3 separate regions of the Mus musculus genome follow, and all the other regions are linked to region 3. The links are chromatin loops, found by intact Hi-C in ENCODE. Cell type or tissue: heart. All regions are shown on one strand. Region 1 has its middle 37 kb from the start of Chst8. Region 2 has its middle 25 kb from the start of Lsm14a. Region 3 overlaps Pepd (peptidase D).

What was found. Hi-C counts contacts between places; a loop is a spot of excess contacts. Peaks named below come from ENCODE experiments on the same cell type or tissue, not always from the same donor. Only the 100,000 strongest peaks of a DNase experiment are listed, where the experiment ranks them.
Region 1: it touches region 3 in a loop (2.1-fold over the local background); 9 of 42 quality-filtered maps call a loop at or near these places.
Region 2: a loop joins it to region 3, with 2.7 times the contacts of the local background. A loop is called at or near these places in 2 of 42 quality-filtered maps.

The regions. Positions count from the first base shown.
Region 1 is chr7:34,847,425-34,852,424 of GRCm38, forward strand. No RefSeq gene overlaps it. Among named protein-coding and RNA genes, the nearest start is that of Chst8, 37 kb to the left of the region's middle. In heart, CTCF peaks have their summits at 1,585 (motif pointing right) and 2,402 (motif pointing right); no DNase peak of the experiment used is centred here; H3K27ac peaks cover 267 bases.
Region 2 is chr7:34,412,371-34,417,370 of GRCm38, forward strand. No RefSeq gene overlaps it. Among named protein-coding and RNA genes, the nearest start is that of Lsm14a, 25 kb to the left of the region's middle. In heart, no CTCF peak of the experiment used is centred here; no DNase peak of the experiment used is centred here.
Region 3 is chr7:34,992,112-34,997,111 of GRCm38, forward strand. The region is part of intron 9 of Pepd (peptidase D); the gene reads left to right. Among named protein-coding and RNA genes, the nearest start is that of Gm35534, 4.5 kb to the left of the region's middle. In heart, no CTCF peak of the experiment used is centred here; no DNase peak of the experiment used is centred here; H3K27ac peaks cover 884 bases.

The DNA of each region.
Region 1 (5,000 bases), 140 kb before region 3:
ACCTCTATATGCCAAATACAGCCACAGCTCAGGGTCTAATAGGAAGCAAACCCTCGAGAAGTAGGCAGAACAATGAAAGCAACCCTGTGCAGTGGCCATTCCCCCCCCCGCCCCCTCTCCCCCCCAGTGCTGGACCAGAGCTGGGATCTCAGGAGGACTTGGCTTTGGATCTGGTTGCCAGGATACAGCACGGCCATGCCTGAACATCCCTGGAAAGCCGGCTTCCGTGTAACACCCCCAACCAGAATAGGAATGGAAGGGCTGAGCCTCATTATGGGCTGAGCTGATGGTTCTTAACAAATTGTCTTCAGCAAGCTTGACATACAGGGATGTGAGGGCAGCTGAGCCATGTGAGATCAGCTAGCTTTAGGAACTTGAGACTCTGGGAGAGGGGCTCGCATCTATCAAGATCAGAGCGGCTGCCATCCTGCAGGATAGGTCTGGTTTGTTTTGTTTTGTTTTGTTTTGTTTTGTTTTCTTCTAGAACTAAACCCAAGAACATCAAACCTTGGTTCCTGACCTGACACTCCTCTCCCCAGCACCCTCTTGGCCCCTGTGGAACCAGGGAATAGGAGCTGAATTATGGATTACATCCCAAACCAGGAAGGACAACCAACAACGCAGGACAAAGCTGTTTACACTGGTATCGATCGGACCCGGCAGTGACTTAGAGGCCAGAGAGAACCAGAAAGGCTGGCAGGAGGTGAGAGTTGCCTGACTGGTGGAATGTGTACTAATTCAATAACACGGAAATTTTCCTTAGGACAGCGTGACTCCCATGTGCTCCACCCTGCTCAGAAAACCACAGATAGCACACTTAAAGTCCAAGAATAAAGGGGTTCTACTAAGGCCTCAAAGATCTTGAAAATAGCTTACAGTTTAGGAGTGGACCAGTTAGCCAGCCTGGGTACATCCAGGGTTCTGTCCTGCTTGACGGTGGGAAGAGAAGGGAACATAACACCAGAATATGATGTCAGCCATATGCCCCTGCTTCCCAATGCTGGGTGCAAACCTATTATGAATGAGGGCATCCAAGGTACAGATGCAATTGGCTTTTGGTATATCCACCCTCAGCTCCTTCCCCTTCCATGACCTGGAGGAAGGTTCCTAGAAGGGAGTCCTGGTCAAGTGGGCTGTTGAGAGTGGGAGGGGTAGGGAATCTTCCTAATATTTCCAGCAACCTTAACGGATTCGTTCAGAAACCTGAATGGGTCAGGAAGGTTGTGTCTGCCTAGGTGACAGGTAGGCAGGCTCTGGAGGAAGCAGCAAGCAGTCCTGAGATGAGACCTCCAGAGGCTGGCCAGTATGATAAAGTATGTGGGAGTGGGCTGGACACTGGAGGGCAGGACAGGCTCTCCAGGCCTAGAGAAGTCTTTGCCATTCAGGACTTCTGATGCTTCTGTCCTTCTAACTTGTCCTCCAAAGTCCTGAGGTGTTGTGGCATGAGCATGTAGTGTCCCCCGCATGTATATGGATGTCTGTTCCTCAGTTGTAGAATCTTTCAAAAATTATTTTGATTATTTGTATGTGCCTGTATGAGCCTGTGTTCTGTGTGTGCAGGAGCCTGAGGGGGCCAGAAGAGGGCACCAGAGATCCTGGGACAGGAGCTACAGGCAGTTGTGAGTCACACCACGTGGGAGCTAGGAACTGAGACGGGGAACCCCTACAAAGTCAGTAGGCACTGTAACCACTGAGCCACCTCTCCAGTCTCCATCGCATAATCTTTTGAATGTGGAGTCTAGCTGGAAGGCATAGAACCATGGAGTAGGAGGCTTATGGGTTATAGTCCTGGCCTGAGATTCCTACTTCTTTGTTGGCCATAGAGATATGAATAAGCTGTCACAACCAGGCACTCCTGTGGCCAGCCATAGCCAGAAGCCTCTCCTGCTTCTATGAATATGACCATGAAACTACAAGCTAAAACAAATCCTTCTCCCCCTACATTGCTTCTGTTGGCATTTTTCATTGATGAGAAAATTAAGTAATACAAGAGACCTGGACTGAGATGCTGCCGTCAGTGGTGATAGGAAGTATTTCCTAGGCAGTGCTCTACCCAGAACGTTCTTTTCATCGCCAGCATGGATTTGCTTTGTCACTTAGGCTGCATCTTCGCGCACATCTCTTTGCAGTGTCTGAGAGTTGCACAGACAGTAGTTATTTGAACACACAGCCCAAAGGTGAGGAGCTGCAAGCATCTTAATTCCTTTTGGAAAGCCACCTCATAAGATCCAAGTCCAGGAGCCTCCAGAGCTAATGTTCTATCCTGTGTTAACCAGCTGGATATCAGGGCAATACCTCCCCAGACCATCTGTGTAGACAAGGCGACTCACAAAGGAACTTGGAGTTCAAATCCAAAATAACCCCCGCCCCAGCTCCAGGCTCGTGTTTTGCTGTTTGCTGACCAGCAGGTGGCGCTACTCTGGAGGCTATGGTACCTGCAGAAGATGGGACCTCAGTCACTAGCCGGTCAGGCCTCTGGTTCCCCGTCATTCATGATGTGAGGAACGTATGCCCCATGCTCACACCACCATAGATTCTGCCGTGCCTCCCCCACCACGATGGACTGAAACAGTGAGCCAAAACAAAATCTGTACTCTCTTACTTCCATTAGGCATCGTGGCCATAGCAACATTGAATAGCTAGTATAAGAACTGACCTAAATGGTGCCCAACACATAAAATCATTTGGGAAGAGGCTCCTGCCTGGAGTTTTCCCAGAGTCCTTTGGGGTTGCCAGACCTGGGGGACGGGTTGGGGGGGTGGGCGGGGCGGCGGGATCGTGCGAGGGGCGGGGCTAATCAAGGTGTCACTCCCATCCTACTGAGATGGATGGCGCTGAGCAGACAGAGTGAAAACGCCACCAGTTGTGGGAAGAACTCTATGGTCACCAAAGTGCAGACTGCTGGGTGGCTGTTGCCATGAACCTCCGTGGCTCTTATGGTCATCAGTGTGTAAAGAAAATGATGTGCTGTGGAAGAATTGTGACGTAACCATCGTTCTTTCTGAGAGGTGGAGCTGGGTGAAGAAAAGACCATTTTAGGTCTTTCCTGCATCGTTCTCGGAGAGCAAACTGGGTTATTTAAATTTTTTCCATACAATATATCTGATCATATCATCCCCTCCCCATCTCCTCCCAGAGCCTCCCCCACTTTCCTATTTACCTTGCTTCATGTTCTTTTCCCTTTTCTCTCTCTCAAAAAAAAAAAAGAAATAAACATAAACAAAAACCCGGTAAGACCAAAGATAGCAAAACAAAATTAAAAGTGCACACACAAAAGACATGGAGAGCATTTTGTGTTTTCCAGCTACTCCTGGGCACAGGCCTGCCCTGAAGTGTGGTTGATTTACATGGTGACAGTCCACTGGGAAAAAATAAAACAAAACAAAAACCAAACCAAACCAAACAAAACAACAACAACAAAACCCACCTGATTTCCCCCTTCTTGGCAGGTATCAATTGCAAATAGCTTCTTGGTCAGGAGTGGGACTTTTTATCTACCTCTCCCTCAGTGCTGGGTTTCCTTCCTGCTTTCTTCTTCCCTGGCCCTTATGTATATGTATGTATGCCATCCATGTCTGAGCTGGGAACTCCTGGAGACATCTTCCAGCACACAGCACAAAGAGTCAGTGGGTCCTGGCATCAGGCAGGAACTGGGGCTAGATGTGGGGGAGAGAGGTACCCTGGTCAGATGTAAGGGGGAGTGCCCTGGTCAGATGTGAGGGAGGGGGTGTCCTGGTCAGATGTGAGGGAGGGGGTGTCCTGGTCAGATGTGAGGGAGAGAGGTGCCCTGGTCAGATGTGAGGGAGAGGGGGTGACCTGGTCAGATGTGAGGGAGGGGAGTGCCCTGGTCAGATGAGAGGGAGAGGGGGTGCCCTGGTCAGATGTGGGGGATAGCAGTGCCCTAGTTAGATGTGGGGGAGAGAGGTGCCCTGGCCAGATCTAAGGGGGGTGCCCTGGTCAGATGTGAGGGAGGGGGTGCCCTGGTCAGATGTGGGGGAGAGGGATGTCATGGTCAGATGTGAGGGAGGGGGTGCCCTGGTCAGATGTGGGGGAGAGGGATGCCCTGGTCAGATGTGAGGGAAGGGGTGTCCTGGTCAGATGTGAGGGAAAGGGGTGCCCTGGTCAGATGTGAGGGAGAGGGGGGTGACCTGGTCAGATGTGAGGGAGGGGAGTGCCCTGGTCAGATGTGGGGGATAGCAGTGCCCTAGTTAGATGTGGGGGAGAAGGGTGCCCTGGCCAGATGTAGTGGGGGAGAGGGATGCCCAGCAAACGGCTTCTTGCAGAGGCCAGAAATTCTTCCCTAGTTGAGTTGGAGAGGCTGGGCAAAGTATGACAAGTAAATCACAGAGGTGTGAGGCAGCAAAGAGGGGAGGAATTAGGCAGAGTCAGTGGCCGGGCCAGAAGGGCCAGGAGAGAGCAATTCATCTCCATCTGTCGTGCTCAGATCTGCAGGACTCATGCTTGAGTTATTAGAATTTTGGGTGCATGTGAAATAGTATGTAGATTGAGGGCCACCCAGGTTATAGCTGTGAGGGGTTGATGTTGCCTGACTTTTTAATGTTATCAAAGCCATGCGCACACATAGCCTGGAAAGCAAAGGACGTACCATGGGGACAATAGTCCTCTTCTGTACGCCCCGGTAATCCTTACAGACAACTCTCTTTTGGACTTCTTTTGGTAGGCTGGATTGAGTTTCCCAGATTTCTTCTTATCTTTCTGGCCTTCCGGGGGTCTGAGTCTGAAACTGGCTGTGTGGCTTTCTTCTCAGCCTGCTTACAACAGAAGGACCAGCTAAGTTCTAGCCTGAAGCTTGTGGTGTTTGTATATGTGTGATCTCCTTGTGGTTGTGTATACACTGTACATCAGTATGGTTTATGATGTGTGTGTGTGGAGATGATGTGGGCATATGTATTGTGTACAGTGTATGTTCTGTGTGTACAGTGTATGCATAGCAGAGTGAATGTCTTGTCTTTAGTTTTGTCTATGTCCTTGAATGTGGT
Region 2 (5,000 bases), 580 kb before region 3:
TCCTAGCACTTAGGAAGAGGGGTGGATCTCTGTTGGTCAACATCAGCCTAGTTTATATAGCTAGGTTTAGGTCAGCTGGGCTACACAGTGAGACCTTGTATGAGAAAAAGATAAAATAAAAAGAATGGAAAGGAATTCTTGCCATTACACATCACTACCACCTCAGTGGTCTTCTTTCTGTGGTCCTCACCCTCATGAATGAAGCCATAAAAGACGATGTGTGTGGGCCTGTCTGAGGTCGAGCAGAGTAGCAATGTACCTACAAACCTGGTACCCGGGAGGCATAAGTGTAGGATTGTCAAGTCAAGGCCAGCCTGAGGTACCAGGTGAGGCCCAGCTTCAAAAAAAAATAACCCACGGATCAAGATTGTGTGATGATTTGTCTATACTTGGCCTAGGGCGTGGCGCCATTAGGAGGTGTGGTCTTGTTGGAGTAGGTGTGTCACTGTGGGTATGGGCTTTAATGCCCTCGTTCTAGCTGCCTGGAAACTAGTCTACTCCTAGCAGCCTTCAGATGAAGGTGTTGAACTCTCAGCTCCTCCTGCACCGTGCCTGCCTGGACACTGCCTTTCTTTCACCTTGATGACAATGAACTGAAACTCTGAACCTGTAAGTCAGCCCCAGTTAAATGTTGTCTGTGAGTTGCCTTGGTCATGGCATCTGTTCACAGCAGTAAAACCCTAACTAAGATAGACGTTGGTACCAGTGACTGGGGTATTACTGTGATGGGCCTGACCACACTTTGCTTGGGAAGAATGTGGATTTGAGGACTTTGGATTTGGAAAGCACTGGGATGCTTTAAGTGGGACTTAATGGGCTATTGTAGTAGGAATATGGAAGATTTTGTTGCTGAGGGTGATTTGAACTGTGTAAGCCTGGCTCTAGAGGTTTCAGAGGAGAAGAATTTTAATTTGTGGTCGAGAGTGGTGACCTTGCGGCAAGATCCCACACAGCTAAGTTTAGGTCCGGGCATGGTAGTGCAAGTTTTTAATCCCAGGAGGCAAAGCTAAGCAGATACCTGAGTTCAAAGCCAGTCTAGAACAGAACAAGTTCTAGGTGAAGAAAAACTTAAATCCAAGCTGGGTGGATCACACCTTTAATTCCAGTGCTTAGGAGACAGGCATGCAGATCTCTGAGTTCAAAATCAGTCTACAGAGAAAGTTTCAGGACAGCCAAGCTTAGGCAGTGACAGAGTTGGAAAACAGAAAGCTGGTGATGCCGGGTGGTGGTGGCTCACTCCTTTAATCCCAGCAGTTGGGAGGCAGAGGCAGGTGGATTTCTGAGTTTGAGGCCAGCCTGGTCTACAAAGTGGTTCTAGGACAGCCAGGGCTATACAGAGAAACCCTGTCTCCAAAACCAAACAAACAAGAAAGAAAGAAAGAAAGAAAGAAAGAAAGAAAGAAAGAAAGGAAGGAAGAAAGAAAGAGAGAAAGAAAGAAAGAAAGAGAGAAAGAGAGAGAGAAAGAAAGCTGTTGATACTATAATAGAACAAGGGGGCTATGTTCCAGCTGCTTCAAGCAGCAGAACTCGGCAGCTTCACCATGTGGCTCTGGCTTTAGAGTCAAGAACAGAAGGGTCTACTGGGACAATTGATTCTGGCTAGCTGGAGCTAATAAATTAGTGGTGATTAAGAAGAGATTAGCATCACTGAGATGAAATATGGGAAGTGTTTTCTGAGAGCACAAAGAAGCTGTGTTCCAGAGGTAGCCAAGGTTGTACCACATGCTGCAGCTGGACTTGGTAGTGTGTGATAATCACCTAGGACATGCTGGTTTTGAAGGTATGAAGGGGTTATGGAGAGCATCCGAGGCTTGGCACTGTGAGAGGCCATGTAAGGACAATGGTGACAGTGCACCCTCAGTTGCAGTTGACAGCCTAGTCCTGAAGGGCTCATGCAAAGAAGCTGAGGCTGGGCACCATGAAGAGAGCCTATGAGAGGCTATTGGTAAAGCTTAGTTAAAGCCAAAGACCCCAGTGTATTGGAGATGCCATTACTGTGGGATGCATCACCAAGAACAGAAGCAGCAGCAGAGTGGAGTCAGTCAGAGCCTAGAGTGCTACAGAGGGCAGAGCTGGAGATGTGATGCCAGCCCTTTGGAGGCGCCCAGAAGATCATGTGTGGATCCCAGACATTAGAATAAGAAGAATAAGAAGCTGTAACATTGAAGTTGCCTTGGAGACCCCAAGATGCCAGAGCCATAGGATATCTGCTAACGAAAGCTGCAGAGGGAGTGGAACCAGCCCAGGAGAAAGAACGTTGTTGCAGTTAACGAAGATGAAAAAGGAGTGGAAATCTGAAGACAGCTTTAACATCAAACAAGGAGATGCAGAGTTTGGAGTTTGCCCAGCTGTTTTCCTGTCCTGCTTTGGGGATTATAGTTAAGTGATTGGATGAATCTTAGAAGATACTTTGAATTTTAGACTTTTAACATTGTTGAGACTGCTATAGACTATGGAGACTTTGGAAGTTGAACTAAATGTACTTTTTACTATGCTATGGCTAGATATGCCCTCCCCCCCCAAGAAGCATATGTTTGAACAAGCCTATGGGGTCAGGGAGTGGAATGTGATAGTTTGTATATGCTTGGCCTAGGGTGTGGCACCATTAGGAGCTGTGGCCTTCTTGGAGTAGTTACTTCAACACAAAGGAAAGTGTCACTGTGGGTGTGGGATTTAAAGTCCTCGTTCTAGCTGCCTGGAAACTAGTCTTCTAGCAGCCTTCAGATGAAGATGTAGAACTCTCAGCTCTGCCTGCACCATGCCTGCCTGGATGCTGCCATGCTAGCACCTTGATGATAATAGACTGAATCTCTGAACCTGAAGCCAGCCCCAGTTAAATGTTGCCTTGGTCATCTGTCTGTTCATAACCCTAAAACCCTAGCTAAGACAATATGCATACTTGATCTTTAGAATGATATTTTAGTATGATTGTTATTATAATACACATGCACATGTGCATGCATGCACACTCACATCCTCACACCTTGCCCCCCACGACCCTGTGAGCCATCTCCCTAGCCTCATGTAATCTTTGCCTCAGCTGTAAAGAGATGAACACAGCCATCGGAGCCAAAGAAAAGAGAAGCAAAGGGACCAGAAAGCTCGAAGACCAAGGGTCCCACAAGATACATGTCCCTGGAAAGTCCAAGGCAAGGCTGAGAGACAGATGGCTTCAGGAGCCTTGAAGGATGCTCACTGATCTCATAGGGTTTAACCAACAAACAGATCCAACCGGTGCAAAAAGATGTGGTCTGAGGGAAGCAGGGTCCCTCATGCTTGTCCAGTGGACACTGGCTGAGTACAGGCTTGTCTTAGACTTACAAGGAGCTCTGGCTTAAATGAGTTAGTGCTATACTCAGGATTCTGAATGTTCCCCCAAAGGCTTCTGGGAGAACGGTTCCCTTTTCAGTTTGATGCTATTGGGAGGGGCTGCGACCTTCAGGAGGTGTGGCTTATGAGGAAGATGTTAAGTCATGGGGAGTATGTCCTAGAAGGAGACACTGGGCTCGTTTTGGTCTTTCTTTTGCCTATCTAGTTGTCATGAGAGGAACAATCTCCTCCTGATTGTATTCTTGCTGGAATGGCTCACCGCGTGCCTGAAGTATCAAACCCTCTTATTTGCCTATAAAATAAATCTGAGACTACCCTCCTGTTATTTGCTAAACCATCTTCTTTAGCAAAATAGTTTACTCCAGGCTTTTTCCCCCCTCTCTGGTTAAAAATTTCTGGTTCATTGGAGACTCGGTTGTGTCATGTGATGTTTTTCTGGAGTAAACTCTAGAGAGGCACATGCTGTTTGGAAAGAGTATAAGTATAACCCAACCGACAGTGTGCAATGGAAAGAGTATAAGTATAACCCAACCGACAGTGTGCAATGGAAAGAGTATAAATATAATCCAACTGACAGTGTGCAATGGAAAGAGTATAAGTATAACCCAACAGACAGTGTGCAATGGAAAGAGTATAAGTATAACCCAACTGACAGTGTGCAATGGAAAGAGTATAAGTATAACCCAACAGACAGTGTGCAATGGAAAGAGTATAAGTATAACCCAACAGACAGTGTGCAATGGAAAGAGTATAAGTATAACCCAACAGACAGTGTGCAATGGAAAGAGTATAAGTATAACCCAACAGACAGTGTGCAATGGAAAGAGTATAAGTATAACCCAACAGACAGTGTGCAATGGAAAGAGTATAAGTATAACCCAACAGACAGTGTGCAATGGAAAGAGTATAAGTATAACCCAACAGACAGTGTGCAATGGAAAGAGTATAAGTATAACCCAACAGACAGGGTGCACTGCTTTGGGATGGGTTTGCCTTGCAACTCTTTGCTTGTTGTGACTTTGTAGAGAAAAATGCATCAGAAACCTTTTGGTGGCAAGCTGGTTGCTTCTTGCCACTTCTGTGGACTAGTGTAGATCGGGAGTCCTGCAGTTCCTTCTAGATCGAGCCGCTTGCCGAATAGACTGGACTGCCACTGCTGATTCTTGTTTGGTGTTTCGGTGGTGGGCTGGACTGCTAACAGCAAAGATTGAAATCGCCCCAAAGAACTATTTCTAAACAGGTCAACAACCCCTGTTTCCTATCAACCTTTCTTTTCCCCTACCTCTGGTGGGTAGTGGACCAGAGGGAGGTTGAAGCATTAAAGAATCATAATTAAGGTAGGTTTTGAAAAATCTAAGCAATACTGTGCTTTCCTAATTTTTCAAGTGCTAATTCAAATCCACGTTTTATCTTTGCAAAGTCTTTTCAACTCAGCTTCAGACCTTTCTTTTCAATCAAGCAATTTGTTCATATTTCATAGCGCCTTTTGCTTTACCAGAGGACTAGAGTTTGGTTTCCAGAACACACATAGGGCAGATGACAGAGGCCTATAACTACGGCTCCGGGGCATCTGGCATTATCTTCTGGTTTCTGTGGACACACACACACACACACTTACATTCATGACATACACACTAAAAATTAAAAATATTAGTTAAAAACTATGTGTA
Region 3 (5,000 bases):
GGTTAGGCAGAGGCCGCAGCCTCCCCAGAAAGATGTTAAATGCCTGCATGTGCTTCCGCAGAGACCATCTCAGAAAGTCTTCAGGCATTAATGTCTCTGGGCTTCCCAGAAGCAACAGAAACCACAGAGTTCATTTTTCCTTCAAGAGTGGGGAGGTGGTGGTCTGTCTGTCTGTCTGTTTGTCTGAGACAGGATCATGCCATGTAGTCACACAGTCCAAGCTAACCTCTGACTCCCAAGCTTCCTGCCTATGAGTCCTGAATCCTGGGTTTACAAATGACTGCCATGCCTGTCCAGACCAGGAGTTCCCAGGATTGTTTCCACCGACCCTAGGTAACCCAAATTGGCCAGAATTATGTCTGTTTCAGAAAGCTTTTGACTTAGAGCCAAGCAAGCTGACAGGTGTCCACTACATACACATCGTCCATCCTTGCCGGGCAGCCTGTCTGGTTCCTACTACCTGGCATGGCATATCCACAGACTGCCTGTACGGGTTTGTTACATCACAAATACTGCGTAATGACAGGTGTCAGGCCCTCTTCTGGGAGTTGGGGAGGCAAAAGCAAGGGAAATCTGTCTGGAGATAAATCAAGTAAAGTCAAATATGGCATGTATTTGGTGACAAATTCAGTGTCAAAAGCTGAAGTCGGGGAAGGTAATGAGGGAAATACTGGAAGTCATTTGCCATTAGTTTTAAGAGGGCGGTTGCCTTAGCATTCTGTCCCTGGAACACTCCTGAGATGACCAGCCTATAAAGAGGGAGGTTATTTTGGTTCACAGATGTACTGTTCTAGTCCACAGTCTAGCGGTTACATTGCTTTGGGCCTGTGACAAGGCAACATCATGGTAGCAGTATGTGACAGAACAAATGTGTTCACCCTGTGGCTAGAAAGCAACAGAGAAGAGGGACAGGTGTCCCCATTAAGGCCATGTGCCCAGTGACTTGAAGACCTCCAGCAAGGCCTATCTTTAAAAGATTCCATCACCAAAGGGACCAAGCCTTTACCTTGTAGACCTTAACGGGTGTCAGTCCAGTGAAACCTGAAGTGTGTAAGAATCCAGGCTATCAGAGCAGAAAGGGGGATTAAGGATAGGAGGTGGGGTTGGGGACACAGGTTGCCAAGCAGAGAAAAGACTTGGTAAACAGGGCTGATGGCTGCAGCAGGCTGCAAGGGGAAAAAGGGGGGAAAGCAGGGAATTTGTGGAGAGGCCTAGAACCAAGATAGTGGAGATGAGGATGGTTCAGGGGCTGAGAGGATGGGCAAACAACCCAACCCCTTTCTCCCAAGGTCTCAAAGACACACCAAAATAGGATTTCACCCTTATCAGACACAAGTGTGGAGCTCACCCAGCAATGACGACCACTTCCTCTTAGCCTTATAGAGACCACCCCCTTCCTCTAGTCATCCCCAATATTATACTCTCTAGTACTTCCCAGAGACCCAAGGCACGTGCAGGTATGCAAAATTGTATACAAGCGGTTGGGAGGGATTGCTAGATAGTCAGTACTCCACGGACCCTCCCCACACCCTGCTTCTCGGAAGGAGTGCTGTAGTTCAGCAGGCTCAGTCTTGGGGGCCTTTCCCAAATAGGCACAGCGGATCTCATGAAGATGTCAGCAGTTTGGCTCCAAGCACCTCGTAACAGCTGTGGGGTGGCGAGGAGAAAGTTGGGGTGGGGAACAACTGCAAGTGTTGACGGACAGGATGCTGAATGGAGAAAGGAGGGACCTCCTGTTGAGGCAGCAGAGGAGAGACCTAGAGAGCATATGGTGGAAAGGTTTATTTCCAGCCTATGGCACCACCCATGACACACCATGTGGGAGTTCACTGAGAAGGACTGCATGACCCAGTGCTAGGCTTCAGGGGAAGACAATGGGGAATTTGTATTTCAGAACATTGGGGGGGGGGGGGCTAGTGAGTGGCTGAGCAGATAAAGGTACCTGCCACCAAGCCTGATCAGTTCAGTCCCCATGTGGTAGCATGGTGGAGAACTGACCCCCACAAGGTGTCCTCTGACCTCCACACATGTGTTATAGTGGGTACACACACACACATACACACACACTCAAAATAAGTAAACTTATAATTCTTTTAAAAAGGCATTTCTTGGAACTAATGTTTGCCCTTCAAACCAGGGGGCTTATGAGAGGCTGACAGCAGCACCTTCAAGGTTGCGACCTGACTTAATCACAAGACCCACGAGGTAAAGGTATTCCGACAAGGACAGAACTGGTTTCCTAGCTCTTGACACTCCCTAAGACTTGTCCGTGTACATTGGTGACATCCTTTAGGCTTGTGTCTGGGCATTGGGTCAGCAGCAGGGATTTGGGAGTGACCTCCAGCTGTCAAGGAGTCACCCACTGCTTCCAGGCCTCCTTCCTCGTCCACCCTTGCTACTTCACCGCACTGTTCTACTGCCATTCCTTTTTCTGCCCTCTCCTTGGCTCTGTTGGGCCTTGGCCATTTCTGGGAACAGGGTGGGATCCAGACCTCATGCGCCACCAGAGGTGTGGAAGGAAGGCCACATGATGGGAAGTGGGGACAGTGAGAAAACAGACCCCAGACAGAGCACATGTGCCGCGTGATGACTCCTCCCACCCGAGAAGCCTCCCACTCACCTGCAGTGGGCAGCTCGGCTGGTTACGCCAGCGGGCTCCTCACTCAGCAGTTAAGAAAGATATTTGTCATTTTGCTATAAAACATCAAACCCGCCGTGACCTAAACGATTATGACAGCAGAGGGTTCAAGCACAGTCTAAAATTTCAGCTTTATTTATGATGCTTGGAGGTCTGGTGCCTACAGTGTCTCCTTAATCCAGTCTACATCCGGAGTGTTGTCTCCTGGGCTTGCCCATGTGTCTCCCAGGGCTGTTAATAACTGCTCCTCCAGGCGCCCTGTTTGCCGACGGAAAATCCATCTGAGGTTTTACATGTCACGTGGCTGTTAAAAATTGACATCTCCTTATTGATGTCACCAGTTCCTGCCAAATACTCAGGGACAAATAAAAGTGGCCGGACTCAGAGACAAGCAGAAAACCATTTGTTCATGAAATTGCCAGCCAATTGATGTTGGCAGTTAAACAAGCCATCATTTAAAAGAATCTTGAAAGGAAAAAGTTGACAGTTGTGAGACAAGATTGTTCACGGTTCTGAGCCAGGCCCAGGTGATGATGCTCTTCTGTGTCAGCCTGGAGGCCTGTTTTCCAGGCTGGGGGGGGGGGGGTTGAGATAGGGTCTCACTGTATTGCCCAGCTGGCCGGGAGCTTGCCATTCTATACCAGACTGGTCTCAAACTTAGATATCTGCCTACCTCTGCCTACTAAGTGCTAGGATTAAAGGTGTGTGCCACCAGGCCTGGCCCAGGCTGCATTTTTTGAGGACCTTTGGTATGATCACTGCTTCTCTGATACACCTCTGGATTCCCATTTGCTAATCCTTCTGAAAGTGCCACCAAGGCCAGGGACTTCCCTCAAGACCCACCCCATGGCTCCTGTCTTCTTATGTTCAATATTCATGTGGAAGGATTCTCTTCCACAGCCTCAGGGCATGGATTTTCCATGTTGTCATTGTACGTGTGGCTGGCACATTGTAGGTATACAGTAGGCTTGACTACACACTTGACAAATGAGCCACAGAGTCTCAAGGGCCAGCAGAGTATGGCATGATAGCTGTCAGCCACAGCTTCCCCCTTGGGATCTGCTGAAATGTCCCTACCCCTGCCCAACTCTAGGAATGCTGGCCAGGTTCCGGCTGTCCTCCATAGTGATTGCTGTGGGCAAGCAAGTGTAGGAAGATGGCATGACACTTACACCAGTTTTACCACATAGGTGTAGCTGGCAGTATAAGAGCCCTCCTGGTATTACCCCAGCCATACTCCCTGATGAGCTCTGGTTGGCTGGAAAACAAAGGATATATTGGGTGAGAGTTGCCCGAATTGCCCATGGAGTCTGGGCCTGTGGCCCAGGACCACACACAGTGGGGCAGGTGTCTCTTCAGCCTAGCATGTCTGTAACAGTCTTGGCCAGGCAGGAGCATCCTGGCCTGGGTCGCTGGGAGAAGCTGATGTGAGGTGCTCAGGGCCTAAGCTCTGTCTTTATTCTTTTTCTCCTTCTCTTCTCTTCTTTCCTCTCCATCCCTTCCTCTCTGTCCCCTTTCCCTCCACCCTCCTCCCTCCCCCCTTCCCCCATCACCCTTCACACTTCTCATCTCAGAAGTGGTACAAGGTAGGGTTTGTGCGGAAGCTTGGGCCCAGGGTTGCAGTGTAAGCGCATGTGTGACCTTTATCAGAGTGTGGCTTATTCTCTAGAGAGTGAGCTCTGACTCCTGTGGAGGCAGGATTGGTTCGTATAGGAGGGGCTGTTATGAAATGTGCCTGGTATCTCCCCTCGCCCTCTCAGGCTCACTCTTACTGGCCACTCTTATACATGTTCCTGCCATGTGATGTCATCTGCTATTTTGAAATGCACAGTGAGGCCCTCACCAAAAGCAGCCAGGGTCGTCTTTGGCTTCCAAACAATACAGTAAATAAATAAGTCCCTTTGCTTTATAAATTTCCCAGTCTTGGTTGTTTGTTATAGCAACAGAAAACAGACTGAAGTGAGACAGAGAGGTCTGAGGGAGTCCAGGGCTGACTTTTTAGCTGAGCCTTTCCCAGCCTGCACCTCCCTCTCTTCCTTTTAGCCGCTCCTCTTCTGCCCACTCTACCTACTACAGAAGAGCTGCTGAGGGCCTAGAGGGAGCATGCACTTGCCAACCAGCCTGAGGCCATCATGAGCATCCCATGGACTTAGTGCTAGCCCATGACCCAGCTCTGGGACACTGCAGGAACGGGGCTGGCTGTGTGGTGGTGTGAGAGCCTGGGGCACAGTGTGCTTGCAGCCTTCAGCAGTTCCCACCCAGGATCCTGTGAGACTTCAGGGCTATGCAAGTGAACAGCCTGTAGGCACACAGCCTGTAATGACGACCCAAGAGCACTGGTGTTCTTACAAGGCAGCTTGTC